Regions from separate parts of the Homo sapiens genome. Here region 2 is linked to region 1. A link is a loop called in an ENCODE intact Hi-C map of the cell type or tissue named here. Cell type or tissue: Calu3. All regions are shown on one strand. Links, peaks and the distances in the headings refer to the core of each region. The heading gives the core; the rest is flanking DNA.

Region 1 (17,017 bases), core at 6,087-14,086:
GGCTTTATTACAAAAGGAGGATTAGGGCTTGATTTAATGGCTTCCTCTTTCCATGCCCCAAGGTTACTGTAGCAAATTCTACTGGATTATTGGGCAGAGATAATGGGGGTAAGAATCAAGAAAGTTCACACAGTAGGAAGAGCTCCAAAATGTGTTTTTGAATCTTGGATTTAAAATTATAAGAGTTTCAGCTACTTAAGGAAGGTGAAGATCTCAGCCAAATTGCTTGGCAACAGCTTGGCTGTATGATAACTCTGTGGGCTTATTTTGTAACTTTATTTGCTCTCCCAGGAAAATACTGAGACTACAGCCATGTATAGATACCATAATTCAATACTCAAATAAAATTTGAATTGTTAATTTTTTTAAACAAATTATAAAGAGTAATACAAATTATATATCATTTTGGTTTTGTCTGATCCTGCTGCATACCGAAGAATATCTTAACCAGCCAATAAACCACATGTGAAAAGAAAGAATTTTTAGTATATGTATTCTATTACATGTTATGTTTCTTAATCCTTATTGATTTACTTTGCTCAGTAAAACATTTTACTGTACACAGAAGCAAGCTTAGAAGCTTTCTGCAAATTGAGTATTATGTTTCTCTTATTAGCGGCCCCTAGAGTTTTCAGTTATAACGATTTTTATTTTGACCACCCTATTAATTGGTGAGAACCTATATGAGTTTATAAATATATTTCCTTGTGCCCAATATTGCACACTAACATAAAACTTTAAGAGATTAATGGGTACATCACTTCTTCTCCATAGTGAGTAAATATTAGGCTTGGTATTCTTGTCACCATGGCATGAGGTGGGTACTTTGCAACCTTATCATACTTGCTCTCTACCATAAGAGCCTTTTATTTTTGATATTTCACAGCTATTTAGGTATCACAAGTACTACGGAAATGTCATATTCTGAGGTAGAAAGCTCTACCCCAATCAATGACCCATCTTACTTTTATTTAACAACCGTATAGAATAGAAGCTTCATTTCCAGCACTACATTAATAATGAATGACAATAGTAAAGTTGGGAGATCAATGATAAATTAATTCAAATGAATAAAATCACAATAACTGAGAAAAATGAGACAAAAAGATAAAATCATGATGACTGAGAAACTAAAAAGGCAAACTAAGCAAAAACAAGATGAAAAAACCCTAAAGCAAGAATGATAATCTTATAATGAAAATTGTTAAAAGTTGATCTAATAGAAAGTAGCAAACTTATCAAAATAATTACAAACATAAACCGAGAAGAATAATATTTATGTAAAATATAGAAATGTTTTGACCAGGCATGTTGGCTGGCCTGGTTCGGTGGCTCATGCCTGTAATCCCAGCACTTTGGGTAGCTGAGGTGGGTGGATCACTTGAGGTCAGAAGTTTGAGACAAGCCTAGCCAACACAGTGAAACACTGTCTCTACTAAAAATACAAAAATTAGCCAGGTGTGGTGGCATGTGCCTGTCATCCCAGCTACTCCAGAGACTGAGGCACAAGAATCACTTGAACCCGGAAGGCAGAGGTTGCAGTGAGCCGCAATTGTGCCACTGCACTCCAGCCTGAGCAACAGAGTGAAACTGCAAAAAAAAAAAAAAAAAAAAAAAAAAAAAAAAACCTTTAATATACACAAAGAAATTTTAAATTTTATTTAAAGCAAAATACAGAACACTTTAAAAATTACCTTATAAACATGCTAAGATATATTTAAATTAAAATCACGGTAAGTTACCCTTTATAACAGACTCATCATTAGCCTCTGCTCACTATTACTACTGCCTGTGTTAGGGGTCTCTACTCTAGCTTTTTTCCCTTATAGAGTAAATGCTGACTGTGCTAAATTAAGTTCACCAACACTTAAATGTCATACACCTGTACCCTCATGACTCATTTGCTCCCTAGAATAGATTATCAGAATTTCAAAAATGAAATAGATTATACAAGAACAATATGATTCTACAGAGATGAAAAATGTTATGAGGATATGAATTATTAGTAAGTTATCTTAAGAAACCCTGTCATTAATCCCCAGAGACCATCTAAGCTAGATTAACCTCCTTATTTTAAAAGGCAGAATAGGTTTATCAAGATAAGAACATAATTTTTTGAATACATTAGTTTCCCAAGCATAAATATAATACTTACCAATCCTCTTCTTTCTCTCTTTTACTTCTACTTAGTAATACTTTTAATTTGGTAATTTTATTACTTCTCAGGCAATGTGTGTATATAGTTGGGGGCTAATAATATAACACAAAATATTCTTTAGTAATCCCTAACTTGAAAAAGGAGGTGCATAGTGCATAACTGTGGTCTTGGGTTAGATCCTGAGGCAATCCAAAGGGTTGTACATGCAGAATCTTCTCTCTCTGCAATGCTGATGTCTGTAAAGAATTTACTGAGTTTTTGGAAGTCACAGAGAGGAGTGCATGTCCAAAAAGTACTACTGTTTTGTTTTGTTAGTTTTTTATTTCAATGACAGTTATATTATGGACACTGTTTTGGAAATTCTGCGATATTAACATTTTGTTAAATTGTGATATAATCACATTCATACACATAAACACACAGATACGCTGAATATTAATTTGCCGATGGTTTTGTTATTTCAAGACTTTCAGCAGTGAAGATCACAGAATTAAGAGTAGAACCAAATTCAGACAACCAAATGTATGGCTTGGATAAAAGTTAGAGGTCAGGTACTGAAGAAGGCTAGAAACTGATAACAAAGTTGGAATTAGAGGCCAAAAGCTATGTATTTAATCAGGGATTATAGATAATGCAGTTGCCAAAGATTAAGACAAGTCAGCACATTGAGACCAGGAGCTGTGAGAATTTGAGAGACAAAGATGAGGAGTACTGAACTAGAACAAGAGCAGGAAATACAGCTTGGCCACTTCCTTCTAGAATAAAAACCAGTTCCATAATGTGATAGCCTAGGACCTAAAACCAAAGGCTAAATGTGTTAATCTGGTTAGATGTGACATTCAAAGCTAGGGTAAATATGCCCTCTCAGTTCCTGGGAATCCTTCCATAAATCCTGTAAGAGGTTATGCCTGAAAACATTTGTGACCGAAGCATTTTAAAGTTTGAGATAGAAAATGGTTATGCCTTAAACTGTTAGAAACGTTTGTATCTCTCACAATCTTTGAATGCATTTTTGCCTTTGTAGGAATGTTTGTTTAAAGACACTCTAAGTGACCATTTCCACACATTACTTACTTCTGGGGAAGCCTAAGAAACAGTCCCAATACTCCGAGTGACATGCAAAATTGACCACTATGAATTTCCGTGAATGCTCAGAGAATTTTCAAACAAAACAAGTCTTTCCTACAGGCAATTAAACACCTTGGGAAAAGTCAATGACAGCTCTACATGGTTTTGAGCTTGAATTTCAAATCTATTCGTTTTTTTTTTAGTTCCAATAAATAAGAACTATTCTCCCTAAAGCACAGAAGGCATAAAACAAAATTCAGGAGAAATACTACAACATTTAGGTTACAATGATGCTAACTAACTGAAACTGACACATATTTTCTGATCTGCCAAGAAAAAGAAAAAGAAAAAAGAGAAAAATGATAAGAGCAATAGAAACTTGTAAAAAAAACAATTATTAATCAATCGTCTACCCCCAATTATGCTTTCCGTAGGTTTAATCATTGACAAGACCTCTCAAATGGCAATTCAGTTTTATGGGAAAGAATTGAAAAAGGTCATAACACATCACTTAGGTACTTAATAATGCAGATTGTTTCATTACATTCATCTTTGCCTCTCTACATCCATTCATTAAGGAAGCAACAACTTCTAGTGCTGAATACTAAGTAGAGGATAGGTAGTGGTGCATAGAGGACTTGATGGCAAGTTCAGCCTTCAGTAAGAGCAGAGTGAAGCAGGCTCTCTAGAGATGGTACTGGTAATGAACTATCTCTAACATATTATTCAAATTTCAAAATATCCAAAAATAAATTTACTTCTTCACACTTTAAGAACCAAAAACTCAGAGAAAAAAAAAATCTCACTCTGTATAACAAAGCCGCCCTAAATGAATGTCTGCTATATACCAGAAATTTGTTAGAGGTTGTGCTCACAAACTTGGTTAGAAACTTAAGAGTTCATAAGGGAATTCTAGCAATAAAGGCATAGATAATATATAAACTGAAAGAGAATTAAACTATCACATTACTTTACAAATACCAGGACCAGAAAAATAATTTCTTGTTCAAGTTTGATAAATCATACAGAAATGGGGAAAAAGGGATCTTTAAAAATTAAAAAAAAAACCCCTCTGTGATATGTAAGTAATAACATAGCTATTTCCCTGAAAATATAGAGAGATATCTATCTCTAAATAATATTTATCCAATAAGTAAAATAAAAGCTTATTTTCTCTTTGGTTTTATTATATCAATGAAATATAAGTAATCATGGACTCAGTGAAGTAAAAGATAAAACATAAGATGAAAATTGATCTGGCATAAGAAAGTAAAAATACAGAGAAATCCCAAAGAAGCACAAAAAAAATAGAATAATTAAAATATGCATTGGAACATGTAAAGGACAGAACTAAGACTGCAAATAATGTAATCAGTAACAACCTAGAGAAGTTCTCTAAGAAAATCATAAATACAGTGAAAGAGAAAATTCAACATGTGAATAATCACCACTGAGAAAGAAATAAGAATAGAGAAGCAATCATCAAAGAGATATTAGAAAGGAAAAATATAATGTCCTAAGTGAAAAAAATCAAAGCACAGACATTGATATATCAAAAAGGGTTACCAAATTCTAGACAAAATTAATATAAAGTAGGCTAAATTAAATATAAACTGTATAAATTTTTTAGTCTGACATAAGATTTTGTAAAAATTCAGGAAGACAACAAAAATAGTTTTGGAGAATTGAAAAAAGTCAGGCCTGCCTTATTCAACCCAGAATACCAGAACTGTATTCAGAACTGGGGGAAATAAAAGATGTGGTACTTATTTTATACCCAGACAAGATAACGTGGACAAATGGCTCAGGGAATATAACTACCCAAGTGTATCTACCTGAAATTAAACAAAATTTGTTATCAGAATATTGAGAGCAAAACCAAAAGTAACAATGAGGGACTATGTCAAGCAATTAAAAATATTAAATATCTGCAAATATGATGTATTAGTTAGAGAAAAGGTTAAGAAGCTAAAACAAAAGGCTGCAAAATACAGGGGCTGAAACAAGACTGCAGCTTACTTTCTCTTACAAGAGTTTAGAGGTAGGAAGCCAGTCCCTGGTGGGAGGCAGACAATCCATTAGGTCATATGGAAACCCCAATTCCTTTGGTATAATTGCTCTGCCATCTCTTAGAGTGTTATCCTCATGAATATGGTGAGAGCTCGCATGGACAATCATGTCCATATTCTAGGCCATGGAAACTGGGAAAAAGAGGGGGTAAAAAACAATCAATTTCTTTACATAAAATTGATCTGGAAATTGCACACGTTGCTTTGCTCACATCCAATGGAGCAACACTTAGTCACATGATCTCATCTAGCTGCAGGGAGATTAGAAACTACAGTCTCTAATTGAGTGGACACATGACCAATTAAAACTCAGAATGTATTTGTATGTATGAAGGAGAGGTATTTTTTTTAAAGAGCTGAGGATAACGAATACTGATGTTCAATTTGCTAACTACTGTCTTTGCCATATATTAAAATTAAATTTTAATATATGCCCAAATTAAAAACAAAACTGAGGCATGAAAAAGAAACAAAGTTGAAATCTGTAACGAAATAAAAATAATAATTAACATTCAGAAATCTAGATTACTTTGGAGAATCAAGAAAAAGTAATAGAAAAATATATGCCAAAACATTCATTTTATTTAGACTCAAAAAGTCTTATTTTTAAATATATTAAACTAGAAAAAGTTTAGTTTTAACATTAAAGTAATTTCCATTTGAAGAAGATAAAACAAGATGTTTATCTTTCAATCACTAGAAAAAGTGAAAGGAGAAGCAAAGAAAAAAATAATGCAACAGCAAAGAAACATTTTAAATTAAAAAAAGAAAGATGAAAGAAATAAGATCACTCAAAAGAATTTGGACAAAAAATAAAATAACTGAACTCACCTATTAAAACAAAATTTAACAATGTTCAGCTTCAAAACTCACACATAACACAAGGACACCAAAATGCTAAAAACAAAAGGAAACAGAAAGATTGACTAGGCAAAATCAGACCAAAGGAAAGCTACTAGTAATATTAATTTCAAACAAAGTAAAATTGAATTTAGTAAACTATTAAAAAGATAGTCATTTCTGCTGATAAGCAATTTAAATTACAATGAAGATAAATCAGTCATGAACTTCTTTGCTGGCAGTAGATGTCAAACACTGATAGAAAAATTATTTTTGTTGTGAGAATTTAAAACTCTCTTTTACAGAACAAAGACTGACCAAGGTCTTACAAGGATTTCAATAGTACAATTAGTAAGATTTTTTATTAGACAGAGTAAACTTTATTCTACAGAGAACATTTTGAAAATGTTATCATGTAGCTGTTCATGAAGATAATCTCAATAAATGCCAAGAAACAATATATTTTACAGCTCACATTCTCTGACTGAAAATGAAAACTGGTAATTAACAACAAAAATTTTAAACAGAAACTCCCTAATCGCTTGTAAATGTAGAATTGCCTTGCTCAATAACTCTAGGATGAACAGAAAAATAAAAACTGCAATCATAAAATATTTTTTAAATTAAATGTCTGGTTATTAAATAAAAATGGAAGTAAATGAACTCATAATTCAACTCCAAATGGTGAGGGGAAAAACATTTAAGAAAACAGGATGAGTAAAATCATTTACTCTTTATTCAATCATTTATTCAGCAAATATTTTGACAAAGTCTAAAATGTTCCAGACATTGGTTTAGGCACTGAGGATACAGGGAACTTACATTTTAGTAAGCAATAAATAAGTAAATAAGTAAACATAAGTAAAAAGTAAACAAGTTCTTATATAACAATTATATAGAAATCAATGTAAAGAAACATATAGCAGGATAAGGAGTCAGAGATGTAAATAGGATAGGAGGAAATAGCTATTTTAGATAAAATAGTCACAGGGGTTTATCTGAACAGGTGACATTTGAAAAGCGATTTGAAAGACAGAAGTGAGCAAAACAAGCAAACATCTGGAAGAATTTGATGAAAAATGCAGAAATTGGTAAATCAGTAAACTGAGAGCTGATTCCTAGGAAAAGTTATGTATACCCCTGAAAACTAATATTAAGAAATAAAAAAGAAAGCATGCACACACAAATGTAAGAGACTGTAACAACAAACATAAAAGAGACTTAAAAAAATAAACATATGTATGATATAGCATAGTTAGTGCATTGACTTTTGTTCTGGTTATATTGTGAGGCATTCATTATTCTTCAGAATGATAAATACTGAGCTATTAGCTCAGCTTTCCTCTAAATCATACCTCAGTAAAAAGCCCTGTGATTCCCAGCACATTCTTGTCCAGCAATTTTGCTGCCTTTTCAAACTGTGCTAAAGTTTTAACTCACTTAATGGCCATTTTGCTCAAAGAAACACACATTTCATCACTTACAAAGTTACTGTTGACAAGTAGAGAACAACAAAGCCACAATGAGATAAAAGCGGCTTTGGACCCAGACCCAGACTTGTTCAGTCCAAATTCTTACCTCAGCAAAATTTTAAGTTCCTTATGTCATGGCTATTAAGATCCAATTGTGAAGAGCTGAAACAAAAATATACTACACCCACTAAATAACTCCATAAAATGATTACGAAGCAAAAAGCCAAGATGATATATAGTTTTTCTAAGAAAATAAATATTTTAAGAAATAAAGAAAAAATCAAAAATTTAGGAAATAGGATTTTGAATTAGACGTTCCTGTGGTCTGGGAATTTGGGATAAATGTTCAAAGAAACTTTGCTTTAAAGAGAATACCAAGGACTTGCCAAATGTCCACTGTGGGCTTATTAAAAGAAATCAGAATCAGACCTGATCCCTTCACCCCCATTTACCCATGTCCAGCTTATTTTAAAAGAAAGCAATGCTAAAGGAGGTTAATGTACTGCAGAACTGAACTGAGGTGTGAGCTGTCAGCCGAGACAGAAGAGTGTAATGGGTTTCCCCCTCCATTTCCTCACTTCAGTCTAATTAAGGAGAGAGTCCAAGAGAACCAGTTATAGAGATTAGGAGTGCCTAAAGGAAGAGGCGATTGACATTCCCTTCTCTGTCTGATTAGCATAGAATATATGGACCTTGGCCCTGCCAGATGCAGAGGAGACTGTGGTAAGAGAGCTTTTGGGAGAACCTGACACATATTCCTTGTAGCTGACTTGAGCAGGTGGCAAAAGCAGGAACAAGGAGAGAGGGCAGCAGAAGAGGGCCTTCACTAGAAGTTATTTTAAAAAGGTGTTGTGGTCTTAAAGGTGCCCCACAAGAGAACAACCAGAGGACCTCACTATTAGGGACCTCAGATATACTGCCAGGATGGTGAAGAAGTCTCTGTGGCACTCCAAAGAATTAACATCGGCAGTCTGCGGTCTACAAAGACATCAGTGACAATGATAGTTAAGTGGTAAAACTTTTGTTACTCTCTCGAAGTCCCCAAGCACCCCATCCCATCCCTGTGGGAGCCTATTCAGCAGATAGACAGAGAAGAGGAGAACAAATGGGAGAAGGGCAGTGAAATAACAGACCTTGTCTTGGCTCTTGATGCTTTCTAGGATTATATCAGTAAAAAGGATCCAGGAGCTAACTTCAAAGGGTTACCACAGCTCACAAATGAAATAAATTGAGCATGGATAGGAATATTGACTGCAATAATTTGAAATGTATCTAATATGTTAAAATCTTGGATGCTTTAACAACAAAAAAGGAAAAGGAGCCAATGTTTACCGTAGGAAGATGCTAAATAAACAAATAATTATCCTGAAAACCAATACATAAAGAGAAAAAATCAGGAGTACAAGAATAAAACACCATGGAAGTTGTATAATGAAACTTAAGCTCAGAGTCTCCAGAGTTCAGTGCAATCTCCAGCACACAGTAGCAAATTAATAAATAATTTTAAATTAAAGGCAAAAAAGAGGGACATCAGAAAGATGGGGGAATATGAAGCATTTTATCTTCCTCCTCCCCATAGACAGACAAATTCAACAATAACAATACATGGACCAATTCCCTGTATGAGAAGTCCAGAAACGAACTGAGGGGCTCCTAAACCACAGGCAAGAGCAACACGAGCCTAACTGAAGATGGTGGAAAAATTCAAGGTTCCTCCTCTCAACCACATGATCAACAACAACAATAACAAAACCAGTTCCCAATTTTCTACCTGGGGAGATAAGAAAAGGACTGGACCATACTTCAAAAGTTATGACTTTTCTGGGTGCTGCCCAAGGTTTATTTCTGCCTGGCTGAATCTGAATGCTGTCAGGAAAGGTCCCCAGTTGGAAGCCACTGAGAACAAAAGCAGCAGGTTGGACTTGCATGCACATACTTTCCATATGCCCTCCCTCTGGCTCAGTCCTGAGTCAGTGGGGCAAAACCCTCAAATCCCAACTTCTCCCTGGAGAGAGAAAGAGTTGAATTGTTCATTCATCATTCCAAATTTTCCAGGGACTGCCTGAGGGATGGTTTTTGTTGTTGTTGTTGTTGTTGTTTGTTTGTTTGTTTGTTTGTTTTTCTCACCTGTCTCAGAATACCCACAGGACCCAGTATACTCTAGGTGCCTTAGGAAGGACTGTTGAGAACAACCACAGAAAAAGAGCTTGGGGCGTGCTGCTGCCCCAGAAGACCCATACAGCAAAGAACACCAGAGGGAGCAAGAGATTACAAACGCCGGAAGGAAAAAAAAAAAGCTGGCAAATCCAGCTAATTTGGATAACACAACTTCAGATAAAATGCATACAGAGACATTTGAGAGGCCCCCAGTATCTCTGGCTGGGCTGACTGGTGAGGGTCTTCTCCCATACAAGGCCAGTCTGTGAAGACTGGTAGGGATGTCTATTTTTCCTAATATGCAGATGCCAACACAAAAAGTCAAGGAAAACGAAGAAACAAGAAAATACAGCCAGAACAAAGGAACAATATATAAAGCATCAGAAACCAACTCTAATAAAACAGAGATGTATGATTTATCTAACAGATAATTCAAATTAACCATATAAATATCCTCAATGAGCTCAGGAGAAAAATGTATAAGCAAAATGAGAATTTCAACGTAGAGCTAGAAAGTATTTTTAAAGTGCTAAACAGAAATCTTTGAGTAAAAGAATACAGTAACTACACTGAAAAATTCACTAGAAGGATTCACTAGAAGACTAGATGAAGGAGAACAAAGAATCAGTAAACTCAAAAAACATTGAAAAGACAACCTATGGAGTGGAAGAAAATATTTGCAAACTATATATCTGATAAGGGGTTAAGAGATTTTCTACAAATTATATTATGTAACCTATAAACAGAGACAATTTTACTTCTTCCTTTCTGATTTGGATGCCTCTTTTTTTCCTGCCTAATTTCTCTGGCTCAGATTTCCAATATTATGTTGAATAGAAGTAACAAGAGAGGACATAATTGCTTCTTTCATGATCTTAGAGGAAAAGCTTTCAGTTTTTCATTAATGAGTAGCTGTGAGCCTTTTACTTCTGCCCTGTTTTATGTATTGGTATTTTTTTTCTATTCCCTAGTTTGTTGAGTTTTTTAAATCATTAAACAGTATTGATTTATATTAAATGCATTTCTGCATCTGCTGAGATGGTCTTGTGGTTTCTATCCTTTGTTCTGTTCATGTATTTTATCACATTGATTGATTTTCATATGCTGAACCATCCTTATGTCACAGGCATTAATACCATTTGACATGGTGTATTTTATTTCTTGGTTTGCTAGTATTTTATGGGGATTTGGTCATCTTATGGTGTCTTTGTATGAGTTTGATATCAGGGTAATGTTGGCCTCATGAGGTTGGGAGTGTTCCCTCCTCTTCAACTTTTTGGAAAAGTTATAGAAGGATCAGCATTAATTATTTTTTAAATGTTTGGTAGAATTCACTAATGAAGCCATTTGATTTTGGGGCTTTTCTTTGTAGGGAATTTTTGATTACTGATTCAATCACTTACCAGTTATAGATATGTTCAGAATTTCTGTTTCTTCATGATTCAATCATGATAGATGGTAAGAGTCTAGAAATTTATCTATTTCTTCTAGGTTATTCAGTGTGTTGGCATATAACTATTCATAGTGGTCTCTTATAATCCTTTTTATTTCTGTGGTATTAATAGTAATGTCTCCTCTTCATTTCTGATTTTATTTACTTGAGTCTTCTTTTTTCTTAATTAGCCCAAAGAATTGTCAATCTTCGTCTTTTTTACCAACTTAAGTTTCATTCATTTTTTCTATTGTTTTACTATTCTGTATTTCATTTTTGCTCTAATCTTCATTGTTTTCTTCCTTCTGCCAACTTTCTATTTAGTTTGTCCCTTTCTAGATTTTTTAAACTTTTATTTTAGGTTTGGGGTACATGTGAATGTTTGTTACATAGGTAAACACCTGTCATGGGGGGTTTGTTGTACAGACTATTTATCACCCAGGTGTTAAGCCAAGAACCCAATGGTTATCTTTTCTATTCCTCTCCCTCCTCCAGAACTCCCTCCTCAAGGAGACACCAGTGTCTGTTGTTTCCTTCTTTGTGTTCATAAGTTCTTATCATTTAGCTCCCACTTATAAGTGAGAACATGCAGTAGTTTTCTGTTACTGCATTAGTTTGCTAAGGATAATAGCTTCCAACTCCATCCATGTTCCCATAAAAGACATGATCTCGCTCTTTTTTATGGCTGCATAGTATTCCATGGTGTATATGTACCACATTTTGTTTACCCAATCTGTAATTGATGGGCATTTAGGTTGATTCTATGTATTTGCTATTGTGAATAGTGCTGCAATGAACATTCATGTACATGTGTCTTTATGGGAGAATGACTTATATTCCTCTGGGTATATACCCAGTAATGGGATTGCTAGGTCAAATGGTAATAAAGTGTAAAATTAGATTGTGTACTTGAGATCTTTGTTCTCTTTCAGTGTAGGCATTTATAACTCAGTACTGCTTTTGCTGCACTCCATGTTTTGTTATGCTGTGTTTTCATTTATATCTCGATATATTTCTAATTAATCTTAGAAATTACACTTTGACCATTAGTTTTCAAGGTTGTATTGTTTAATTTACACAAATTTTTGAATTTTCCAGTTTTCCTTTTTCTATTAATTTCTAGTTTCATTCCATTGCATTGAGTAAAGGCACTTGGTGTTACATAAATGCTTTTAAATTTGTTAAGACTTGTATTTTGACCTAACACAATCAATTCTTGAGAATGTTCCCTGTACTCTTGAAGAGAAAGTGTATTCTCCTGCTGTTGGGTTGGTCTCTATTGTTGTTGAAGTCTTTTGTTTCCTTATTAATCTTCTCTCTGGATGTTCTATCCATGATTGAAAATGGGAAATCTCCTACTACAATTGTGTTGCTATTTTTCCTTTCAGCTCTAGCAATGTTTGCTTCATATATTTGGGTATTCTAATGTTGGGTGCATACACATTTATAATTGTTATAAATTCTTGGTGATTTGACTTTTTGTCATTGTATAATGTCCATCTTTGTTATTTATAGTTTTTAATTTAGTTTATTTTTTCTGATATAAGTACAGATACCCTGCACTCCTTTGGTTACCATTTCCTTGGAATATTTTTTCCATCCTTCCAATTTCAGCCTCTGTGTGTTCTTATATCTGTAGTAAGTCTCTTGTAGACAGTATATGGTTGGATCTTATTTTTTATCTACTCAGGCACTCTATGGCTTTTGACTGAGGAATGTAATCAATTTATACTCAAAGTAATTACTGATAGGGAAGTACTTAACACCGCCATTTTGTCTAGTATTTAGTGTATGTCTCGTAGCTTTTTCATCCTTCTTTTCCTTTCTTGTCTTCTTTTGCAGGGATTTTTTGTGAGTAATGACATATTTTGATTTATTTCTCATTTTCTTTTGTGTATCTTCAATAAAAATTTTCTTTATGATTATCAGATTTAAATAAAATACCTTATAGTTATAACAATCTACTTTGTGCTGATAAAAAGTTAACCTCACTTGCATACAAAACTTTACTTTTTTACTTCTATTCCTCCACACATTTTGTGTTATTGATGTCACAATTATATCTTTTTATATTGTATATCCATTAAAATATTTTCATAATTAGTTTTCTAAATAATTTTGTCTTTTAACTGCTACACCAGAATTAAAAGTGCTTAATGCACCACTATTTCAGAATTATTCTGTGTTTATCTATATATTTACCTTTACCAGTAAGCTTTGTACTTTTATATCTTTTTGTGTTGATGTCCAGCATCCTTCTGTTTCAATTCAAAGGACTCTCATAGCATTTCTTATAAGGCGGGTCTAGAGCAGTGATAAACTCTCTGAACTTTTGTTTGCCTGGTAACATCTTTATCTCTCCTTCATTTATGAAGGACCATTTCATGCAGTATAACATTCTTGGTTGGCAGTTTTTTCTTCAGCACTTTGAATGTCTTAGTCTACTCCCTCCTGGCCTACATTGTGTTGGCTGAGGAATTTGCTAATGGTCTTACGAAGGATACCTTGCATGTGATGATCCACTTTTATCTTGCTGCTTTCAGAATTCCCTCTTTGTCTTTGACTTTTGGCAATTTGATTATAATGTGTCTCAGTGTAGACTTCTTTAGGTTTATCCTAGTTGAAATGCACTGGGATCCAGAATCTGGACATCTATCTTCATCCCCAGATTTGAAAGGTTTTTAGTCATTATTTCTTCAAATAGGTTTTCTTCCTTTTTCTCTCTCTCTTCTTTTTCTATAACTCCAATAATATATATAGGTCTATTTGATGTTTGTCTCATAGGTACCTTAGGCTTTCCTTACTCTTTTTATTCCTTTTTTCTTTTTCCTCCTCTGACTAAATACTTTCAAATGATCTGCCTTCAAGATAGGTGATTCTTTCTTCTGCTCAATCAAGTCTGCTGTTGATCCCCTCTAGTTCATTTTTTAGTACAGTTATTACATTATTTGGCCCCAAGATTTCTGCTTGGCTCTTTTCTGTATTTTCCATCTGTATGCTGATACTCTCATTTTGTTCCTGCCTCATTGAGCAACTTTAACATGGTATTTTGAATTATTTGTCAGGTAATATATATATACCTCCATTTCTTTCAGGTGACTTTCTAGAGATTTATGCTGTTTCTTTGATTACACATTTCCCTGTTTCTTCATGTGCTTTGTAACTTTGAGTTGGGATCTGTGTATCTGAAAAAAAAAAGCCACTTTTTCAGTGCTTATGGGTTGCTTTTGTACAAAGAAAGACTTTTTCCAGTCATCCTGGCTAGAGATTCTGAAAGCTTCTCAAACCCTTTCTGCGTATGTAATCTTCTCTGGATTTTTGCATGTAAATTCCCAATTGGAGGGATTTGCCAGTTTCTTTTTTCAGGGGCTCATAATCTCTTGCTCATTCTCATGTCTGTGTGGGGTTTTGTAAGTTCTCTAACCTGCTACAAGCTGCCCAATCTCTTTTTGGTCTCAGAAGCCTGTAGGCTTCTAGAATATGTCAGGTTCCATCAGTAATCTGGAGATAGGTGAGACAGAAACTAGTACCTCAGGAAGTCTCCTGAAAAGTCAGAACATTGGAAGCACTCTTTTTTTTGTTCTTAAAGCAGCCAGGCGTTGGAATTTGCTCCAGCTCATTTCATGCTAAGTGGAGTGAAGAATTATGGCAAGTGTATAGTAGTCCAAACCATTGCCTTAGTTCTCAGAAGCCTTAGTCTGATGCTCTTTCTTGTCAGCATTTAGATTCAGGCAAGACAGAAACCAGTCCTATGGGTAGCCACCTAAAATGTCTAATCCTTGAATGTATGTTTAAGTCTTCTTTTTCCCTCCCCAGAAAGAAGCCAGGAGATGAATGCTTTTCTCCTGATTGTGCCACACTGAGCCAGGGGAGGAACTATGGCCAATGAGTATGTGTTAATTCATTCTCGCATTGCTATAAAGAAATATCTGTAATTTATAAAGAAAAGTGATTCAATTGTCTCACACTTCTGCAGGCTGTACAGGAAGCATAATACTGGCATCTGATTGGTGATTGGAAGCCTAAGGAAACTAACAATCATGGCAGAAGGCAAAGGAGGAGCAGACACAGTCATATGGCCTGAGCAGGAGCAAGAGAGAGAGCTAGAGGACAAGTACTACACTTCTTAAAGAAGCAGATCTCAGGGTGGAGCCAAGATGGCTGAATAGGAACAGCTCCGGTCTACAGCTCCCAGCGTGAGCGACACAGAAGATGGGTGATTTCTGCATTTCCAACTGAGGTACCGGGTTCATCTCACTAGGGAGTGCCAGACAGTGGGTGCAGGACAGTGGGTGCAGCGCACCATGCGTGAGCCAAAGCAGGGCGAGGCATTGCCTCACTCGGGAAGTGCAAGGGGTCAGGGAGTTCCCTTTCCTAGTCGAAGAAAGGGGTGACAGATGGCACCTGGAAAATCGGGTCATTCCCACCCTAATACTGTGTTTTTCTGACGGGCTTAAAAAATGGCACGCCAGGAGATTATATCCTGCACCTGGCTCAGAGGGTCCTACGCCCACGGAGTCTCGCTGATTGCTAGCACAGCAGTCTGAGATCAAACTGCAAGGCAGCAGTGAGGCTGGGGGAGGGGCGCCTGCCATTGCCCAGGCTTGATTAGGTAAACAAAGCAGCCAGGAAGCTGGAACTGGGTAGAGCCCACCACAGCTCAAGGAGGCCTGCCTGCCTCTGTAGGCTCCACCTCTGGGGGCAGGGCACAGACAAACAAAAAGACAGCAGTAACCTCTGCAGACTTAAATGTCCCTGTCTGACAGCTTTGAAGAGAGTAGTGGTTCTCCCAGCATGCAGCTTGAGATCTGAGAATGGGCAGACTGCCTCCTCAAGTGGGTCCTTGACCCCCGAGCAGCCTAACTGGGAGGCATCCCCCAGTAGGAGCAGACTGAAACCTCACACGGCCGGGTACTCCTCTGAGACAAAACTTCCAGAGGAACGATCAGGCAGCAGCATTTGCGGTTCACCAAGATCCGCTGTTCTACAGCCACCGCTGTTATGCAGCCACCGCTGCTGACACCCAGGCAAACAGGGTCTGGAGTGGACCTCTAGCAAACTCCAACAGACCTGCAGCTAAGAGTCCTGCCTGTTAGAAGAAAAATTAACAAGCAGAAAGGACATCCACACCAAAAACCCTTCTCTACGTCACCATCATCAAAAACCAAAAGTAGATAAAACCACAAAGATGGGGAAAAAACAGAGCAGAAAAACTGGAAACTCTAAAAAGCAGAGCACCTCTCCTCCTCCAAAGGAACGCAGCTCCTCACCAGCAACAGAATAAAGCTGGACACAGTATGATTTTGACGAGCTGAGAGAAGAAGGCTTCAGATGATCAAACTACTCCGAGCTACAGGAGGAAATTCAAACCAATGGCAAAGAAGTTAAAAACTGTGAAAAAAAATTAGACAAATGGATAACTGGAATAACCAATGCAGAGAAGTCCTTAAAGGAGCTGATGGAGCTGAAAGCCAAGACTCGAGAACTACATGAAGAATGCAGAAGCCTCAGGAGCTGATGTGATCAATTGGAAGAAAGGGTATCAGTGATGGAAGACGAAATGAATGAAATGAAGTGAGAAGGGAAGTTTAGAGAAAAAAGAATAAAAAGAAATGAACAAAGCCTCCAAGAAATATGGGACTATGTGAAAAGACCAAATCTACATCTGATTGGTGTACCTGAAAGTGACGAGGAGAATGGAACCAAGTTGGAAAACACTCTGCAGGATATTATCCAGGAGAACTTCCCCAATCTAGCAAGACAGGCCAACATTCAGATTCAGGAAATACAGAGAACACCACAAAGATACTCCTCGAGAAGA
Region 2 (17,017 bases), core at 5,780-13,779, 500 kb after region 1:
AGGTATTAACATAGCTTCTACTTCCTTTACTTAAAAAGATGTGGTTTTATGTAAGTTCTTGATTACTGATGATCATCCCAAATTTTGACAACAAAATCATATGTATAAATTTATTTCTCCCCTCTTGTTCATCATCTTTTGTAAAGGTCCCATTGTAGATCTTTTCTGCTACCAAATAAAACTTTTCAAACAATTTGGTTTCAAGACCTTAAATAGACAAGTTGGATACTAAGATTGTGAACTGATAAGGACATATAAATTTATATTTCCAGCCCTTCCTTAGAGTCTTTATCTGCATCAAAAACCCAATTCTGCCATTAACTGTGCTTCCCAGTCCCACCTCTATATGTCACTCATTTTCTGCAACAAAGATCTCACTAAATCATGTTGAAACACAAGTCATGATCCTCTCTAAGTAAATAGAAAAAGCTCCCTGGAAAAACTCTGTTGCCACATGCACGTGCCCTGTTACTCCTCCAGCCAGCCAGTGCTGCCAGCATTTTATTGTGTAAAAGTCCAAATAAATAAGGGCCTGCATGCAACCTTTATCTTCAGAAACTAGGTTTTATATGTAAAATGTGACTTGGGAAATGATTCTGTTTATTAACTGGCTGGGATTTTTCATTTCTATGAAAGTTTCAAACATCTCCAGTACTTTATAAAATCCCAACAATTGCTGTAAGTCAGCACTTTGGTCCACTCAGCCCACCCAGCCCACTTGCAACTCTGACTCTTCACTGAATCATATTTGGGAAGTTTGGGTAGGGTGAGGCTATCTTCTTCAAGATTATTTTCTCATATGTCTGTCTGTCACCTTGTAAACCATGAGACTCCTGGGTATTTGCATGTAACTTCTTTGAGGAAGTTACCACCATCTCTGATATAGACACACTTTTTGAGTTGCAGTTTCTGTTAGAATTTTTTGGAGACTAACTTGCCAATTCTGTGAATGTTATTGAATATTTAAAAAGCTGGGTCTGTAATGGGAGGCATTTTATTAGCTGTTGTGATTGGGTAACATGTCCCCTTAGATTTCCTGATTTAAAATTATACAAAATTACTATTTTTGATAAAATAAAGGAACACCTACAGAAAATTAAGTTTCTAAGATGTTTCTATACTTCATTAGAAAAGATTTTATTACTATTACTTATGGTTATTGGTGATTAACACTTAATGCGTCTCCTCTGATTTTGTGTTCCATGAGGTGCTTGGAACATTTGGAGTGCTCTGTGCGAGGGACATACAGTGATATAGGAAATTTAAAAATTAAAATAATACCCAAAACCCACTTTATCAGATATGGTATTGTGATGGTTAATATTATGTGTCAACTTGGTGAGGCTATGGCGCCCATGTGTTTGGTCAAACACTAGCCTAGATGTTGCTGTGAATATATTTTGTAGATGTGATTAACATTTACAATCAGTTGATTTTAAGTAAAGCAGATTCTCATCCATAATGTTGTTGAACCTCATTCAATCAGCTAAAGGCCTTAAGAGCAAAAGCCAAGGTTTCCAAAAGAAGTAATTCAGCCTCAAGATCATAACAAATTAATCCTAAGTTTCCATCCTGCTGGCCTGCCTTCTTGTAGATTTTGAACTAAAGAGTGCATCATCACCTCTTACCTGATCCAGTTTGCTGGCCTACCCTACCAACTTCAGACTTGCCAGTTCTTACAATCCTGGAGCCTTTCTTAAAACTAATTCTCTCTGTCTCTCTCCATCTCCCCCGTGTGTGTGTGTATATATATATCTTCAAAACACATATAAAACATGTAAGTGTTGGTATATAAGAATATATAGCTATCTTACAGATATGTGTATCTTATTGGTTCTGTTTTTCTGGAGAACCATGACTGATAAACATACTGAGTCATTAATCTGAGTGCCTCTCATACCAAGCAATGATTTTGAAGTTTAATTTGCAATGTGTTAGCAGTCTGCTCCAAAAGTTTCTTCTGAAGCCATTTACTGACAGTGAACCATGTTTCCACTTCTGGCCATAGCTTTTTATCTTCTAGGAACCATTAAATCAACATCTCCAATGATGGAAAATAGTATTCTAAGAAGAACACAGATTATTGGATTCTTGTCACAAAGGGTACAGAATACTATTAAGGACAGAATTTCATTTGTAACACTGGGTTGTAGTCTTCACCTCTTCACCCTTGTCACATGCTATGACCCTACACATTTATTTAGTTTTCCCTGCTTTAAATTTCTAAAACATATTACCCATGTACATCTAAAGCTGTTTTTTAATCAGCCTTATTAAAACAATGTGTTTGAAAGTTGCTTATTCCGGTCCTTAGACAAAACAGTAATTTTGAAAGTCAGACTAAGAAGAAAATACTGTTGTCCCAGATTTTGATTCTAATTGATGGTGGCTTATTAATAATTTAGTCATTTCACTAAGCTACACATGTTGAATTATTCAAGGTGCTATGGGAAACATGAAAGAAATCTACCTCATCTTTATCTTTACAAATATGTGTGAAAAAATAATACAGGACAGTAAGTTATTATTTCTGAGGTACCAACTATGAGCTACCAAAGAAAAAACAAAGTTCTGTATTTAAGAAAAGCTTCACAAAGATGGAGATTGAGCTGGACAATGGAGGATTTGCAAGAAGGTTGGCTTGCTACTGGTTTGTTTCATGAGAAGAGGTAAAGAAAAAGACAAAAGCAGAATATGGAGAACTATGTACTGGGTGGAGGCTTATGAAATATTGTATTAGTTACGGTGTGTAATCAGAATGTAGTGACTTTAAAAAGTCATCTATTCTCACAGTTTCCATGGTCAGAAATTCAGGAGTGTCTTGGCCGAACAGTTCTGGTCCAGAGTCTCTACTGAAATTACAGTCAAATTACCTGAGACTGGAGTTATCTAGGGCTGAAGGATCTGCCTCAGGTGGTTTACTCACATGGCTGGCAAGTTGGTGCTGCCTGTTGCTGGGAGCCTTTGTTCCTCTTCATGTGGCTGCTTCACAGAGCTGCTTGAGTATCTTTGAGGCATGGGGGCTGGCTTCCCCCAAAGCTAGTGATCCCAGAGACCAAACAAATGACCTAGCCTTAGAGGTCACACACTGTCATCTCTGCTGTGCAGTAATGGGTTGTACAGTTCACGCCTTGATTCACTGTGGGAGGAGACTTGCAAGGGTATGAATACCAGGAAGTAAGGATCACTGGGAGCCATCTAAGATGCTAGCAGTCACAAAGGCAAAATTAAGAGTTGAGAGATGAGGCCAAGGATGGAAGACCTTGGAAACTCAAGTGTGTTGGTAATTAAGGACTTGAAAATGTCAGAACAATAACCCAAAGCATGGAAAGAGTAGGCCACAAGAAGTCAGGAGGCAGTTCTAAACCTAGGTCTGTGAGTTTCAATGTATGTTCTTATAAAACTATTGAACAGTTGCTGTTCAATGTAATACATATGTAGTCCTCATACTACAAATTTATCACTGGTCAGTTGGCTAGAAGTCAAGCATCAAGGCTGCGTTGGTTTGATTTCTTCTGAGGTCTCTTCACTGGTAGATAGCCATCTTCTCACTGCGTCCTCAGATGGTCTTTTTTTCTGTGTTGGCACCCCTGGTTCTGCTCTCTCATTATAAAGACATCAGTCATACTAGATTAGGTAAAATGAATAATTTTACCTTAATTACTTCTTTAACAACCCTATCTCCAAAAACCTGACACATTCTGAGCTTGTGGCTATGTTTATGTCTCATCTGCCTGGCTATGTTAACTTTTCCCAGCAGGAAAAGATGGCACACTCAAAGAAGTAATTGAGGAGAGTTGAATGAAGGGACTATTGTATGGGTAGGGTTAAGGGAGCCAACAAGGAATGGTTAAAAACCCTGAGTAATCTGCATGTGGTGGTGCATACCTATAGTCCCAGCTACTCAGGAGGCTGAGGCAGAAGGATTGTGTGAGTCCAGGAGTTGAAAGCTGCAGTGAGCTATGATCACACCACTGCACTTTAGCCTCGGTGACAGAGCAAAATGACCCCATTTCTTAAAAAGTAAAATCCTGAGCAACGGTAAGTGACTAGCAGCAGTGAGAAGCCATTACCACTTCTAGAACTAAGGAGGCAAGTGGAGGAAGCTGTTACACCCAGCAAGAGCTGTAGCTGGTGGAGACAGTCTGCCAACAGACACTTTAATCTTAGGTAAAGGGACACACACACTATCAAATGCTGACCAGCAGTGAAGAAACCAGGGTACCTCTCTCACAGCTTGCCATTGGCTAAAACCAACCAGCCCCCAGAAAGGCTGGGAACCCAGAATATGTAATACATAGAAGTCAGTCTCCCAGGGCACTTGGGAAGGCAGAGAAGGGTGGAGGTACAGCAAACAGAGAAAATCAGGTACAGCAAACAGAGAAAATCCTTAACAATCTTCATTATCTGTCATCATGTCAGACCAGTAAGTCAGTTAATCTTTTATTGATCATCCTCATGGACATGAAGCATCTGTAGAAGATTGGCTTGCTGAACAGCTGATCCAACCTCTCTCTGGAGTACCCTCCTGTATTTAAGAAGCTGTAAAGATAAAAACTACATTTCCCAGACTTCCTTGCAACTAGGGCGCTGCTTGTAATTAACTTTTCACCAGTGATACTTGCTTAATCTCAGAAACAGTTCAGTGGAGAGACAGAAGTCTGTGAGGCATCAATATTAAATCTCGCAGTTTGCATTTAGGATGTGAAGCAATGGATTCCTGCTAAGCAATTCTTGCAGTGGTGTATGCTTGGAGCCAATACTTGCCATGGTAGATTACTGTACTCTGAAGGTATTACGGTTTCAACCATTGGTGCAGTGGTTTCCTGAACCCAGATTCCCGATTGTTCCCATGTCTGGCAGCTCCGTAGCGTTGTTCTGAGAATCCTTCCTAAAGAGCCTTCACACCTACCAGTGAGTGGTGTGATTTTAATCTGCATTAAATTATCTGTCGTTTAAAAATTACTAGCGTGGCTTAATTCTCTTGAGCTGACACAGGGGCCAAGCTTGTTGCTTTCTGAATTTTTTTTCTACTTTCGCATTGTAAAACTGTAATTAAAGACAATTTGGGAGAGTAAGAAGAAAAATGCCCACAAGCCATGTTACTTCCCTACCTTTGCCTAAATGTGCAGCTGGACTCTACTTTTTGCATTAACTATTATCATAAATGTTTTCCTAGGTGTTAAGCATCTGAATTATTTTTAAAGACTGCGTAATTTTCCTTCAAATATTTTGAAATACTCAATGATAATACCCAATATTGATACAGATGTGAGTGATAGGACACTATCATCTATACCACTAGGAGCATAAATTGGTACAACTTTTTAATTTTTTTTTGAGACGGAGCTTCACTCTTGTTTCCCAGGCTGGAGTGCAGTGGTATGATCTTGGCTCACTGCAACCTCCACCTCCCAAGTTCAAGCCATTCTCCTGCCTTAGCCTCCCAAGTAGCTGAGATTACAGGCATGCACCAACACACCTGGCTAATTTTGTATTTTTAGTAGAGATGGGGTTTCACCGTGTTGGCCAGGCTGGTCTCAAACTCCTGACCTCAGGTGATCCACCCATCTCAGCCTCCCAAAGTGCTGGGATTACAGGCGTGAGCCACCACGCCCAGCCTCAACTTTTTCAAAGAGCAGTTTATACATACGATTTTAAAGTCTTGAAACTGTAGTTAGCCTTTAACCTAGCAATTACATTTCAAGCAATTAGCATTAACGAATTCATCACAAAAAATTGTCTCCAACGAATTAGGGGCTTATCCAACAATGGAGAGGAAATTAAGTTGTACATACACATGTATATAGCAATTTATAATATAGAATAATAATTTTTAAAACCATGTCCTTCCAACAGGGGAGACCTCAAAAAGGAAAGGTAGATCAAGTATTTGAGAGATCCAGTCTCACTTCATCCTTGTTTTAATTACGGTACCTTCACATTTTTGTTTGTACATTGGAAGAAAAGTATAAGGTTTTATTTGAAAAATAGGTTTTACTACTTGAAAAAAATGTTAGCTCTTGCAATAAAAGAATATTTGATGTCATGAATGGTTCTTTAAGACCATTGGTGTAAAAATTAAGACTATGTAACCTGGGTATAATCCTGTTTTTGCATATAACTAACAGGATTAAAACAGCAGGATATCACTACAGATACTGCAGACATTAAAATGATAACGAGAAAGATTATGGACAACCTTAGGCCAATATATTTGAAAACTATATAAAATGAACAAATCACTAGAAAAGACAACTTTCTAAAACTGAAAAGAAATTTGAATAGTTCTATATCAGCTAAAATGAGTTTTATAATTAAAAACCTTTTTCCAAAGAAAACTCTGAGCTTAGATAACATCTCGATGGGTTCTATCAAACATTTAAGAAACAAATAGTTTTACCAAACATTTAAGAAATAACAAATAAATCCTGGTAAATCAAGAATGCAAGGTTCTTATCAATAAAATAAAGGGGAATTAATCACATGATCATCTCAATTGATGCAGAAAATTGTTAAACTTCAACATCTATTCATGATTTAAAGAACAACTCTTAGCAACATTAAATAAAAGGGAAGTTTATGAAAAAAAGAATATTTAAACATTTATCAGCAAACCTGACACTTAATGCTGAAATATTGACAACTTTCTCTTTGAGACCTGGAACAAGACAAATATGTCCATTATCACCACTTCTATTCAGTATTGTACTGAAGGACATATGCAGGGAAAATTACAAGAATTTGAGAAAATAAATAAAACAGCTGTTATCCACAGATAATATGATTGTGTATGTAGAAAGCTGAAATAAATCTACAGGTAAAAGGTTGTTAGAAATAAGGTTAACATACAAAAATCAATTTTTGTATGTAACAATTTGAATATGAAATTTTGATAGCATCAAAAGAATTGATCAGAAACACATTTAAAATAGTATGTGCAAAACCTCTGCTATAAAATATTAAGAATAAAGTCAAAATAGAGGAATAAAAAAGAGTATATGATGTGCATGGGTGGGGTAATTCAATGCTGTGAAGATATCAGTTTTCCCCAAAGTTGATCTTTAAGTTCAATGCAATGTCATTCAAAATCCCAGGTTTTTGTTTTGTTTTTGTTTTTGTTTTAAATGAACCTGAGAAGCTGATTCTTAAGTGTCTATGGAAGTGCAAAAGACCAAGAATAGCCAAAATATTCTTGAAAAATAACAATGTGGAAGAAGTACTCTATAAGATTTACAACTTATTATAAAGATGTAGCAAGTAACATTGGTACCAGGATGAAAAAGTATGCCAAAGGAACTCAAAAGAGAACACAGAAACAGAACCACGTATATATGGACACTGATTTATGACACAGTAGCTGCAGAGCAGTGGAAAACAATGTGGACCACATGGATATCCATATAAATAAAAGAAGAAAATTGACCTGTGACTCATATTATAAGCAAGTATCAATTCCTAGTGAACTGTAGATATAATTGTGAAAGGCAAAACAATAACAAAGCTTATACAGGATAATTTTATCATGATTCAAAAAAAAAAGAAGGTTTCTTAAAGAGGACCAGAAAGGAATTAACCAAAAAATAAAAGATTGACAAATTGGATTATATCAAAGTTAAGAACATCTACTCATCAATAGATACTGTTACAATAACCAAAAGCAAAACACACAGTGGGAAAATTAACAAATGATTCATAAACTGATTATATTTAGAACTCCTATAGATCAGTAAGAAAAATGCAGTAACTCAAAAAGGGGCAGGAGACGAGAATGCAAACAAAACCCACGTTATACTACTGCACATCCACTCAAATGATTAAAAAGACTGCCAATACGAAGCATTGCTAAGAATGTGTAAATTAATCTCATGCAGTGCTAGTAGGGGTCAAATTAACACAACCACTTTGAAAGACTGTCATTATTTACAAAATGTACAAAATATTTACAAAATTTAGACATATGAATACCTTATGGCCTAAAAATCATACTACCGAGTTATACCCAACTGAAATGCATGCACATGTGTAGCAAGAGACAGACATGAGAATGTTCATGGTAGTATTATTTACAAAAACAAAATGAGCAAAATAACCCAAATGCCCATCAACAGTAGAAAGGAGAAGTGAATTATGTTTTATTTCAATAATTCAGATATTTAAATGAATAAACTACAGCCACTCATAAGCATATAGATGAATTTCTCAAGTACAAGATTGACTAAAAGAAGCTAGATACAAAAGAACACAACATATGATTTTACCCACATAAAGTGCAAAAACAGTGCAAAAACTAAACCATGGTGTTTAATGCATGCTTAGGTGGCAAAACTATAAAGGAAGTAAGGAGTTAATTTCCTAAAGTCGAGGATAGTAATTACACTGGATGGGAAGGACAGGTAAAAAGTTGGAAGGGGCGCATGTGGTTTTTGGAGTGCTGGCAATGTTCTATTTATTCACTTGGGTGGTGGTTGCCTAGGTATGTTCACTTTGTAATAATTAATCGTGCTGCATATTTTTGTTTTGTGAACTCTGTGTGTTTTATTTCATAATGAAAAGATTAAAAATAAACTATTGCCAAAAATGTTTGACCTGAATCTAACATCCAGAAGACAGAGGGACAATTTAATTGACACCACCAGGAAACAATCAGACAAAATATAGAATATTCCATGTAAGACAACTTGCCCGGTCTCTACAAAAAGATGAAGTCTTTTTTTTTTTTAAGTGAGGGACTGCTCCAGAACAAAAGAGACAAACGCATAACAACCACAATACTTCATGGGGGAAGAAAGTGATTTAAGACATTTTAGGCACAAATAGCACATTTAAAATATGAACTAGATAATAAATGGTATTAAAGAATTACTCATAATTTTTCTGGTGTAATAATATTATGACAATGTAGTTGAATGTCCTTCATTATATAGATGGCTGCTGAATTATTTAGGGTTAAAACATCTGAAAATAATATTGAAAAAAATGCACACACATATACATATATGTACAGAGATAAACAGAGCAAAATAATTGGCATGTGCCTGCAGTCCCATCTACTTGGGAGGCTGAGATGGAAGGATTGCTTGAGCTCAGATGTTTGAGACCAGCCTGGGCAACAAAGTGAGACTCTGTCTCTTAAAAAGATAAGATGTAAGTTAAAATCAAAATATTAATAATTATTCCATCAAGGTGGTAAATGTTTATTGTACTATTCTTTCAAATTTTCTATTGAAGAGTTTTATAGTAGAAAGTTGAAAAGTAGTTGAACAATTCAATTATCTTTCTTATACCTGGAAAAAATGAGAGGAAGAGAAAAAAAAGGAAGGGAGGAAGGCAGGCAAGAAGCCAGGCGTTCAGGAAGGAAGAAAGGAAGGAAAGAATACACATATAATACATGGGAAAATCCTTGGATTCATTAGAAGAATAAGTAGACAAAATAAGCCATTACTATGAATTGGCAATGATTTTAAAAAATTGATTTGAATAATATCTCTATATGTTGCATATGTTCTCCACATCCCTTTTCTCAATTTCACATGTTAATCTAAATAACATCACAGAATAATTTTTATAAGGTATTATTTCTTTCTATACAATGTTTCTTATAAATAATACAATCATAGGGTTCAAAACATAAAAAGCATTAAATAGTTTACAGAAAAAAGTACCCCTCTCTCCTATGCCCATGTTATATGTCCTTCCAGAGATATGCTGTACACTCATAAGCAAACTCATATATACTAGTTCATATGTATTAAGGGACTTTTAAATTTAGGTTCTCCTTGACCTTACTTTGGTTTTTTTCTCCTAAGATTACATATGCACATTGCCAGCAGCGATGAACAAGTTGTTATTTGGTGGACAGCACCCTCTTGTGCATGAACTGAATTTTCAAGGGAAATCTGACAAAAAGTAGAATAAATTACATGAATATTCTCTCATGGAATTACAATTGTAAAAGTTCCTTGAAGCCAAGTGGTCTGCCCCCTTGCCTTCAATAAGTCAGTTAAGACCAGCCCTAAAGTATTAGTCATTTTCTTTTAAATCTTCAGAAGAAGGTGTCCCCACACTTGCCTTACCAATTTCACATATATTTTGTGCTTTTTGGTCTCCAAAACATTCTCACATCCATAATATTTTGTTTGATTACAACCTGAGTTATTGTCCCCTTTTTCCACTGAAATATATTAATAATTCACATACCAAATAACTCGCCCATTTAAACTATACAGCTGATTTTTAGTGTATTTGCAGCCTTTTACCACCATCACCACAATTAATTTAGAACGTTTTCATCAGCCCGAAAACAAATTCCGTACCCATTGGCAATCACTACCAATTACCCCAATCCTGCCTCAGCCCTAGGCTATCATGAACCTATTTTCTGGTTCTGTAGATTTCCCTTTTCTAGACATTTAATAAAAATAGAACCCATACAATATGTGGCATGGCCGTTTATGACTAGCTTCTTTCCTTTAGCATACTGTACACAAGGTTCATGTATGCTGTAGCATGTATCAGTACTGCTTTCCTTTTTATTGCTGAATAATATTCCATTTTACGGCTGTGCTACATTTTAATTATCCATTCATCAGTTGATGGACATTTGGATTGTTTCCACTTTCAAGGTAGTATGAATAAATGCTGCTATAGACATTTGGCCTCCTTTTTATTTTCTTTTATTTTTTAAAGATATTTTAGGCAGAAATAGCACATTTAAAATATGAACTCCATCTCACTCTGTCACCCAGGCTGGAGTGCAATGGCACGATCTTGGCTCACTGCAACCTCCACCTCCCAAGTTCAAGCCATTCTTCTGCCTCAGCCTCCCAAGTAGCTAGGATTACAAGCGTGTGCCACCACGCCTGGCTAATTTTGTATTTTTAGTTAAGAGATGGGGTTTCACCATGTTGGTCAGGCTGGTCATGAACTCCTGACCTCAGATGATCCACCCACCTCGGCCTCCCAAAGTACTGGGATTACAGGCGTGAGCCACCGTGCCCGGCCTCTTTTTTTTTTTTTTTTTTTTTTTTTGAGACAGAGTCTTGCTCTGTCGCCCAGGCTGGGATACAGTGGCACAATCTCGGCTCACTGCAGCCTCCACTTCCAGGTTCAAGTAATTCTCCTGCCCCAGCCTCCCAAGTAGCTGGGACTACAGGCACGAGCCACCACGCCCAGCTAATTTTTGTATTTGTAGCAGAGACAGGGTTTTGCCATGTTGTCTAGGCTAGTCTGGAACTCCTGGCCTCAGGTGATCCGCCCACCCCAGCCTCCCAAAGTGTTGGGATTACAAGCATGAGCCACCGCACCCGGCCGCCCTCCTTTTTCAGTTGCAAAGATGGAAGTCTCCTGAGCCGAGATAATCAGAGGCTCACAAAAAGGGGACTTGGCTTTGCCCATAGCCACCACCATTACCAAAAGCACTCCAACTACAGTGGCATCCCCCACAACTCCAATTCACCTAGGTCCTGTCATCTATCATCTCTAATTCTTCACCCCCAAAATGATCGTCCCATTACTTGCCACAGTCTCCCACCTCTTCCTAACCCTTAAGCCTTTCCTCTGGTTCTCTAAAGGAAGAGCTTTATCTCAATTTTATTCCCAAACTGACTTCACTAAACGTGAGCTCTCCTGAGGATACTACTTCCCATCTCTTTCAAGTGAAAGTATTTTCCTGTCATACCCTAGACCCTAAGAGCAGGACATGAGTCCCCTTCTTCCTCTTCCAACACTACTTCAAACAAGTTCTCAATCCTCATCCCAAAACTGTAACTATAGGAGCTTAAGACACCACCGTCCTCGTCGCTATATTCTAGTGATTTCTGTTCACTCCCTCTCATTCAGAGGTCACTCTCTCTCATCCCCCATGCCTCAATGCCTTCCCTTCTTCTATATTTCTTCCAATTTTCTGGGTAACTTTAATATCCTTCAGGGCAATGCATACAGCACACCAGCCTCTCCATGTTCCTTAAACTCCAATGACCTTTTCCTCCTCCTGCTTTCTACCCTAGAACTTGTGGAATCAGGCCAATTCACTAAATGAACAATTGGCAGAATATACTTTAATATTTGTTACTATTAATAAAGTTTACAACTGTACTCCACATCAAATGGAATAGATTTAACAGCTTTTGATAATTTCCTGTGACATTTTAGTTGAATAGTGTTACTTCATCTTCACAACAGCTTTTAAGGAATGTGCAATTCGTTTCTGATCTGCCTCTGTTCTTGTAGCTGAAAAATGCTGGACCAGAGAAAAGATGCAGAAAAGTTGGAAAGGAGGCCAGGCAGCACACAGCAAGCCTGGCTCCTGATCCCAGAGGGAAGTAAGACCGATGGGCAGGGAGGTGGTGAAGATGGAAATGTATTCAAGAATAGAAATATATTAATGGCACATTCATACTTATCAGTGCATGTTTTCTTATTAATAAATTTTTATGACCCTCAGTCTTTTCTTTCTGCTCAGATAATGAATATTCTCATTCTCTTCTCTCTTTTCTTCTGCCACTGCCTTAGTTTGCTCCTACCTCTTTTCTCACATAGATCACTGCTGGTAACTCCTGGCTGCCATCATCTCTGATTAGTTCCACACCCAGTGTCTCTTGTGCCTTCTGAATCCACCATCTCTATTCGCCATCATGATTGCCAAATGAATCTTTTTCCATCACAAATCTGATCTCATAACTCACTTGCCTAATATCCTTCAGATGCTCCCACAGCCTTCAAAATAAAATCCAATTCATTCATTACCTTTTTCCTCACACCCTACACTTAGAGCTGCTACCACCCGTTGGCACCTCTGGGTAACAATAAATTTTAAGTCAATACGTTATTTAGTTCTCAACAATGATAAAACGTGTCATATGTAAAGTCAATATAGCATCTGAATAAATTACATATATCAGATGTAAACATGAAATTATAGAAAGTTTAAAATTATCAAAATCATTGAGGACTCAAAGTTATCATAAATTAATAAAAACGAATTATAATGAGCAAGAACGCAAAGTCACTGTGAAGGAATCAATTTTAAAAATAAAACTTTGTTAAAATTATAAAACTAAGTTCTTTAGGATCATTTCAGTGCTTACTCTAATATCTTGTTTTCTTCAGAAATAATCACCAGATTTGCCAGTCTTTCTTGTGATACTGTAGACTTTAAGTGGTTCTAAAAAATTTTTAATTTTGAGAGGCTACCTTTTCACTGGCAAAATGATACTAGAAAAGAAAAAATATCTTTGAGAATTTCAAAGTATTTTGGAATGTGTTCAGTAAATTATCTCCATAAATATATTGTAATAATTAAATAGAATTAATACTAGACTTTGGAAAATAAGGCTTCCAGATACTCATACATGAACAAACCATAGGTATCCCATATATGGAATCAGAACCTACTTCCTATTATGACCCCCCGATGAATCATGTGTACATTGAAGTTTGAGAAGCACTGACATAGAAAAGTCATGATACCTCAGTATAATTTTTTCTTATTTTGAAAAAATAAAACAGCTTTATTGAGATATAATTCATGAATATAAAACTGCATGTATTTAAAGCTTATAAATTGATGAGTTTCAATGTATGTACACATCTAGGAAATCACCATCACAATCTTCTTTTTAAAGATAATACTCTTTCAGCTAATGTAGAAACAAAGCAAAGAGCATATTATTTGATGCTGGATCAAAGAGGGCTTGATTTTGACATGTGCAGCCAAACTGAGACTTCTTAGTCTTCTAGATTGTCTTTGCTGTATCAATATCAAGGGACTTTATTTAGAATTTGTAACATATGTTTTTTAAAGTGGTAAGAGACATATAAAATTAACCATCTTAACCATTTTAAAATGTGTAGTTCAATATTAAGTATATTCACATTGTTGTGAAACAGATCTCCAGAACTTTTTCATCTTGCAACTGTATACACATTAAACAACATCTCTGTCATTCCTATTTTAGTATATGTGCTGCCAAAGCAAGCACAATAACATATACTTTTGTAAGTATTATCACTTTATTTATCTTTATAGAATTTCTTAGTTTCTTTGATGCTTTCAAGGCCATTATTTACATTGAATTTAGTCCTGCATCATGTTCATTATACCTGTATTTTGACTTAAAATATGCCAAATTAGTCCTAAGAAAGTAAGTTTAAAGTGGATATTTTCAATTTATGCCTATATCTTGAGTTCTAGACTCTACATCTTTATTAATATTATCAATAATTTCCACAAAAGGATTTTATACTACGTACAATTCAGTTCTTAGTGGCCTGATGGCATCATCTCAATTTTCCTGTAGATATTGACAATAGTTTCCATAAATGACTTCTCTGACACATTTCAACATGTTGAAACCAAAATGTATTGTTTATTACAATAATCGCATAGTTATTGGGTAAAATAAAGAAATCTAGCGTGTCAAAACAGATTCTTCTGCTGCTTCATCCATTACCAAGTTTAAAGAGTGAATGGAACAAAGAATATAGAATCTCTAGAATGTTTTTTGGAGGATCCTGCTTTGAACTCTGTTGTGTTTGATAGGGAGGCACAGCAAGATGGCAGAATAGAAAGCTCCACAGATTACTCCCCCAACAAGGACTCCAAGCTAACAATCATCTACACAGAAAAAACTCCTTCATAAGAACCAAAAATCAGGTGAGCACTCATAGCACCTGGTTTTAATTTCCTATCACTGAAAGAGGCACCAAACAGACAGAAAAAACAGTCCTAAGTTGCCAACACCACCCTTCCGCCACCCCCAAGCAGCAGCAAATCTGGGTGCTGGAGGAGGGAGAACACAGCAATTGTGAGGCATTGAATTCAGTGCTATCCTGTTAGAACAGAAAGGAAAACCAGACCAAACTCAGCTGACAGGGAGTGAGCATTTAAACCAGGCCCTAGCCAGAGGGAAATCACCAATCCCATCCTAGTGGTCTGAACTTGAGTTCCTGCAAACCACACCGCCACGGGCTACAGCACTCTGTGTCTCCAAGTAAATTTGAAAGGCAGTCTAGACCATAAGGACTGCAACCCTGAGCAACTCCTAGCGCTGAACTAGGCCCAGAAACAGTGGACTGTGAGGGGAGCACACGACATACTGAGACACCAGCTACGGCAGCCAAGGGAGTGCTGGCATCACCCGTCCCCTAAGTCCAGGCTGCACAGCTCATGACTTCAAAAGAGACCCCTTCCTTTCACTTGAGAGCAGTAGGAAAAGTGGGGAGCACTTTGTCTTGCATCTTGGATACCAGCTCAATCAACCACAGCATGAAAGGGCGCCAGGCAAAGTCTTGAGGCCACTGTTCCAGGCCCTAGCTCTCAGACATTTCTAGACACACCCTGGGCCACAAGGGAATCTGCTGCCTTGAAGAAAAGGATCCAGTCCTGGTGGCATTCATCACCCACTAACTGAAGAGACCTTGGGCCCTGAATAATCAGTAGCAATAAACAGATACTACATTGAGGGCCTTGGGTGAGCCTCTGAGACATCCTGGTTTCAGGTGAGATTCAGAACACTCCCAGCCTTGGTGGTTATGGGACAGAACTTCTGCCTCAAAAAGCAGAGGGAAATGTAGGGGACTTTGTCTTGCACTTTAGGTACCAGCTTGGCCGCAGGTGGGTAGAGCACCAAGCAGACTCTTGGGGTCCCCAGTTCTAGGACATAACTCTTGGACAGCATTTCTGAACCTGCCCTGGGCTACAGGGGAGCTCGCTGCCCTGAAGGGTGCATTCAGGCCAGGCAGCATTCACAACAAGCTGACTCAAGAGCCCTTGGGCCTTAAAGGAACATCAGCGGTAGTCTGGCAGTACTCCTCATGGCCAGGGTGGCAGTGGCTATGAGGTGAGCCTCCTCTGTCTTTGGAAAGGGGAAGAAAGAGTGGGAAGGACTTCATCTTGTGGTTTGAGTGCCTGTTCAGTTGTAATACAATAGAACACCTGGTAGGCTTCTGAGGTTTTTTAATCTAGTGCCTGACTCCTGGACAGCAGTTCTGGACCCACCCAGCACCTGGGAGACTTTGCTGCCCTGAAGAAAAAAACATAGGCCTGGTTGGCTTTGCCATCTGCTGATTGTAAAGCCCCAGGGCCTTAAGCAAACAGAGGCCATGGCCAGGAGCAGGTCTTGGGCAAGATCCAGTGCTATGCTGCCTTCAGGTCTGACCCAACACAGTCATAGTGGTTGGTCACAGGGGTGCTTGTGTCACTCCACCCCCAGCTTCATGTGGCTCAGAACAGAGAGAGATTGACTCTGTATGCTTGGGAGAAAGTAACAGAAGAGAACAAGAGTCACTGCCTGGTAATCCAGAAAATTCCGCTGGATCTTGTCCAAAACCATCAAGGCGGTACCATTATGAGTCTGCAAGAACCACAGAGTTACTGGGCTTGGGATGACCCAAAGAGCAGATACAGCTTAGATCACAACAACCAAGTCTTTTCAATATCTGGAAAGACTTCCCAAGAAAGATGGCTACAAATAAGCCCAGACAGTGAAGACTACAATATATACCTAACTCTTTAATGCCAACACACCAAAGAACATCTACTAACATCAATGCCATCCAGGAAAACATTACCTCACCAAATGAACTAAATAAATCACCAGGAACCAATTCTGGAGAAACAGAGCTATGCGACCTTTCAGACAGAGAATTCAAAACAGCTGTGTTGAGGAAACTCAAAGAAATTCAAGATAATGCAGAGAGAGAATTCAGAATTGTATCAGATAAATTTAACAAAGAGATTGAAATAAATAAAAGAGTCAAGCTGAAATTTTGGAGGTGAAAAATGCAATTGGCATGCAGATAAATGTATCAGAGTCCTTTAATAGCAAAACTGGTCGAGGAGAAAAAAGAATAAGTGAGCTTGAAGGCAGGGTATTTGAAAATACAGGTCAGAAGAGACAAAGGAAAAAAGAATAAAAAACAATGAAGCACACCTACAGGATATAGCCTCTAGAAAATAGCCTCTAAAAGGCAAACATAAGAGTTATTGGCTTTAGTCTGGGCATGGTGCCTCACA

The links. Peaks named below come from ENCODE experiments on the same cell type or tissue, not always from the same donor. Only the 100,000 strongest peaks of a DNase experiment are listed, where the experiment ranks them.
Region 2: a loop joins it to region 1, with 6 times the contacts of the local background. A loop is called at or near these places in 15 of 110 quality-filtered maps.

Annotation. Positions count from the first base shown.
Region 1 is chr4:142,975,537-142,992,553 of GRCh38, forward strand. All of the region lies in intron 1 of USP38-DT (USP38 divergent transcript), which reads right to left. Among named protein-coding and RNA genes, the nearest start is that of INPP4B, 140 kb to the left of the region's middle. In Calu3, for the core only: a CTCF peak has its summit at 9,833 (motif pointing right); a DNase peak (open chromatin) is centred at 9,855.
Region 2 is chr4:143,473,107-143,490,123 of GRCh38, forward strand. It overlaps GAB1 (GRB2 associated binding protein 1), which reads left to right. Exons shown (of 10, transcript NM_002039.4): 10 at 1-1,459. Among named protein-coding and RNA genes, the nearest start is that of SMARCA5, 32 kb to the right of the region's middle. In Calu3, for the core only: no CTCF peak of the experiment used is centred there; a DNase peak (open chromatin) is centred at 9,865.